Linked DNA regions of Mus musculus: region 1 is linked to region 2. A link is a loop called in an ENCODE intact Hi-C map of the cell type or tissue named here. Cell type or tissue: heart. All regions are shown on one strand.

Region 1 (2,500 bases), 280 kb after region 2:
AAACAATGTCACTGTGACTTTCAATTAGTTTCCATTTCCACGCCGCCTCCAAACTTCCTGATTCCAGCTGGGATTGTGATCAAAAATGCAAAAACATATGTAGAGAAGTTATTCTCATGGTACATCTGACCGGAAGCAGGAAGTGCTAACTATCTCACGGGACAGCCTGTTATCAAAGTATACCCTGTGCAGCCTTGCCAAGACAAGAGCAGTTGTTTATGAAACACTCAGATAAAGAGACTCCGGGAGAATTCAGCTACAGACTCATCACAGGGAGACACAAGTTTGGGAAGGCTCTCTGGACCTCTGTATCCGTCACCAAACACAAACACAACAGACTTGAATAGCTAGCTGATAAAATTATGTTCTATTAAAGATGTGTGTGGCATTAATAGATTTCAGCTGCTCTTGTCATAGAATGAACTATGCAAGATGATAGATTGGTTAACCTGCCTCTGCTGGGTTGTAAAAACTGAAAGACCACCATTTATCTGTAAAGATGTTAATAACTTTAAAACACCTATGTGTTAAAAAGATTTAGAAATTAGCAAAATCCTATTATTATTATTATTATTATTATTATTATCATTATCATTGTTATTATGCACTGATAAGCAGCTGTGTAGTCAGAGCAGCAATTGGGAGAGGTTACTGTGGAAATTTACTCCACCCCTTTGCACAGAGGAAATAATAACTTTGCTCTTCAAATGTAAAATTACACATTTAGTTTCTCTATAGTACTTGAAAATATTTAATGCAGACTTCCAAATAAAATAACCTACATTTCAGGAAAATGCCTGTTTTTAAAAAGTGCTCAGAATTTTATCCTCTTCTCTTTTAGCTAGGATAAATAGAAGGAAAATCATTTTCAAGCATTCTAACCATGAATTCTGAACTCATCTGTCATAAAATCACTGGCACACAGCTGGCAACTGGAAAAAGGATACTTTTAACCTCAACTGGCATAAACGTGTGTATTTATTTTTAAGAAGTGAAGTATAAACAGACATTCGGAGAGCCAAGTGTTTTATGAAGAAAAAAGACTTTGCACACACACATACACACAGAGAGACACAGACACACAGAGACACAGAAACACACACACACAGACACACACACATCTCCCAAGGGGCCAGGAGGATTTCTGTGGATGTGAATTCTACTCACTGTTAGTATTAAGGAAGTGGTGGCTTTTTAACAAGTTACTCATGCCTGGAAAATAGCCCAGCTTTGCAAGTTATCCAGGATTCTTTGCCAACTGTCCGTGGGAATCATTGGGATGGGAAAAGTTCAAATTTGTTTTAAAAGAACTAGCTCAATGGAAAATTTGAAGAAGAAGAAGAAAAAAAAAAAACTGTAGAAGACACCAACCACTCACTCTGCTTGTCTTCCCGTTAAGTAAGGGAAAAGTTTAGGCAGAGTTGCTTTATTTTTCTTTGGCATAATTTTAAGAAATGGTAGGCTTTTATTTCTACTACCCAAGGATAGCCTTTGATTAAACTGAGGTTGTCAATAAAGGGATAGAGGACCCTCAGTCAATGCCATAAGCCAGGTGATCTGGTCTAGCTGCCAATCTTCCTTCTTGTCCTTAGTACATTTTTTGCTGTCAGTTTCTAAACCACAAATGGTGAAAGGAGCCACAATCGGAAGTGATCCAATCCATCAACACCAGTGCAATATCACCTTTTCTATAATCTATGGACTGTTCGGCAAAGCACGAGGGCAGTAGTTTTCAACCTTCTTAATACTGTGGCCCTTTAATAGAGTTCCTCATGTTCTAGTCACCCCAGCCATAAAATTATTTCATTGCTCCTTCTTAACTGTAATTTTGCCGCTGTTATGAATCATAATGTAAATATATGATATGCAGGTATTTGATATGTGACTTCTGTGAAAGGGTCATTCCGTCCCCAAAGAGAGAGGTCTTGATGACAGGTTGAGAACCACTACTCTCAGGGCTTTCCTCTTGCTTATATTTTATTTGTGCTGTAGCAAGACTATAAGTCAACATTTGCTCTCTCCCTCCATTGTTTGTCACTCTAATTTTGGAGACAAAGTGCATGTTCAGCTTTTGTGTGGGTTCTGGGGATCCAAGGTCAGGTCCTCATGCTCCTGCACCTACCACTTTACACACTGGGCTATCTCCTCCACCCCAAGTATGTTTCGAGATGTATTCACCCTAATGAACTTTTTTCCAGATATGGAAACTGAGCCACAGACTGCACTTGATAAAACAAAAGGCAAAGGAGTGGTAGAGACCCAAGCAAGCAGTTTCAGTGCCCTCCCTTCAGCCTCATAAGAGAAAGCTCATTTCACAAGACTCTGTGCCATCAAACTCTGTTAGACCACAATACACACTGATGGGACAGAACATTTGTAGAACAAGGGTGAAAATGGAAGCTTTCGGTTCCATTCATGATAAATAGATGTGAATGTTCTTACCCTTGGAGCCAACCAGCCCAATGGGTCCATTTGTCCAGTGTCTGTTCATCCCAACAGT
Region 2 (2,500 bases):
TAAGGGCAAATAGGGGTGAACCAGCCAGGGACATGACCTCCACTTGCCCCCATAATTAGTGTGTATTGTTGGGTGAGAGGGGAGAGGTGACTCAGTGGGAAACAGACCAGCTATTTAGAAGACGGCCACAAACACTTTCTGTTTTCAAAACGTCCCCCAGATACAAGCCATCAAAGGATATGAGGGAGGTAATTTTTGAAGTTCTGGTTATACCTCAGAATATTAAGGACGTTCTCAAGTCCTGCTCATAACTCAGAGTTATAAAGAAAATGCTACATAATGAAATAATCAGAGAAGTAGATAATCGTTAAGCAGAAACTCCCTTTGGCCTCCACACTAATCTGGAAGGGAAATGCAGGTTAGAGAAATCAAAGCTGCAATCTTAATTTTCAGAGCTGCGTATATCACAGGACATGGGCAAACCAGGAAACAGAGTTTGGGCAGGAGGTAGGATGAAGCAAAGAGTGTACCCTGGTGAGTGTGCCCAGGGTGGTTGATAAGGAAGTCTAAGGAATATATGGTGGGGTTTCCACTGGAGCTGCTAACTGGGAGCTACCGTTTCTGGAGCCTGGAACCTTGAGGCTTTTGCTGGTGAATTGTACTCAAAATAACCACATTGAGGTCAAGCCACCCTGGCATGAGCGACTAAGACAGCTAAACAAAACAAAGCAAACCCAAGAAAACAACCCCCCCCCAAAAAAAACCCCAGAAGCTTATGGTCTACCTACTGAACAAAACAAAATCAGCTTTGGTTAATTTACATTTGCTTAATTTCTCAAAAGTTCCCTTTCCCAAGGTGTCAACCAATCTTATTTCTAGTTCGCTTCTCTTTAGATAAACCTATTTATAAAATCCCAACTCATTGACTTCTGGCAGAGATCTGTTTTCTACGCCATGAAATACACGGTGTGCAGAAAATCCTCAGCTGTGTTTCACAGAAGCAAGTCGCTGTAAAACGGAGAGGATTGTACCTGACCAAAAGGCAACCTAAACTCACAATCCACACAAATAGTTTCCTGAAACTTTGTTTTAAAGTCAAAGGTAACCCCGGTGCAGTGGGGGAATCAGGGGCTCCTTCCCTCAGAGCTACAGTTCAGGAGAGGTATGGGAAAGGGCTGGTTTCCAACTGGGGCGGCAGAGTGCTCAGATGTCTTCCTCTCAGTTATGTTTCCTGTTACAGCAGTAGCTAGGGGGTGATCACAAAACAGGAGGATATTTATTTCCTGGTTTGGGCTGACTAATGAGCCTGTAAGAGATACTTGGGACTTCTGTGAGCTTGCTCACACTGGAATGTCTCTCAGTAGCCTGGTTCCTCTGTTCCCCTTCCTCTAATATCAGGGGAAGGTGTGTGGCCTACTGGTTCCAAACTTACAGAAAACAGAATGGAACACAACCAAGGGCTTTCAGGGCACATAACAACTGCTTCCTCATTTAGTAGCAAACTAAGGGCTTTCAGGGCACACAACAACTGCTTCATCATTTAGTAGCAAATGCAGGGGGATATGACTTCTTTACATTATGTTTTCCAAATCCTACTAAGTAATTTTCAAATCAGGGTAAAATGGGAAGGAAGCAGAAGAAAATGAAAATGCCAAAAATGAAAATTAGTTGATAAATATAATACCAGATTCACCATCTCAACCACAATAATAATGCTAAATGGCATATCTGAAATGATCCCACCAAGTCCCGTCCCTCTCATAGACTCACAGGATATCCCGTCTCCTGCAGAAACAAAACATGGAAATGAATCAGCCGATAAAGGATTTTCTCCCATTGAAGATGTTGGTGATTTTGTCCTGTGTTGGGGAAGTTGAACATTGAGATGGATATTCATAATCTGTAGAGACCTCTGCCTCCCTCCTGTGCAATGCAACTGTGTGTGTGTGTGTGTGTGTGTGTGTGTGTGTGTGTGTGTGTGTGTGATAAAGAATAGCAGACTAAAGGTAAAATGCTTTATCTAAATATGAGAAAAACTCATGCCATAGACTGACCTAAGAATTTAATTCTTTCTATCATGGGTGGTTAATCTTTTGACTGACTCCCCCAGCTGACTGCTTTTCTTTTTCTTAGGATATGTGTAGATATTAATGTAGTGTCAGTATATAGTTTACCTTTTTCTTGAGGGTACTTAAGAAGAGGATAAGCTAATAGCTCAAGGAGGTGTAGTGATGTCATAAACAAGAGCAATAATGATGGTTGTATTGAGCATTCATTCTGAGATCATTCCAGAATTCTTACCACAATACTTGTCATTTCCAAAACCTGACTTGCTCTTATACAACAGGTATTTTTATAAACTTACAGCTGAAAATGCATAGAGAAAAAAGGCGTTCCTTCCGTTTCCAAGATTGACATGACCTAGAGAAGAATTGTTCTAGAGTCAGATTTAGGACAATTTTTTCCTACGCCTTCAAAAGACTTGAGCTTTGACTTTCTCCCCAAAGATAAGCTTAGTAGCATTCATATGTCTTTCTGCACAGACCAACATGGAAGGTTT

The links. Peaks named below come from ENCODE experiments on the same cell type or tissue, not always from the same donor. Only the 100,000 strongest peaks of a DNase experiment are listed, where the experiment ranks them.
Region 1: it touches region 2 in a loop (7-fold over the local background); 4 of 42 quality-filtered maps call a loop at or near these places.

What each region holds. Positions count from the first base shown.
Region 1 is chr7:71,091,168-71,093,667 of GRCm38, reverse strand. The region is part of intron 5 of Gm36011 (a long non-coding RNA gene); the gene reads left to right. It overlaps Gm39033 (a long non-coding RNA gene), which reads right to left. Exons shown (of 3, transcript XR_882210.1): 1 at 2,443-2,500. Among named protein-coding and RNA genes, the nearest start is that of Gm39033, 1.4 kb to the right of the region's middle. In heart, no CTCF peak of the experiment used is centred here; DNase peaks (open chromatin) are centred at 177 and 1,177.
Region 2 is chr7:71,369,634-71,372,133 of GRCm38, reverse strand. It overlaps Gm29328 (a long non-coding RNA gene), which reads right to left and starts at 1,902. Exons shown (of 3, transcript XR_001778177.1): 1 at 1,711-1,902. In heart, no CTCF peak of the experiment used is centred here; a DNase peak (open chromatin) is centred at 1,143; H3K27ac peaks cover 1,055 bases.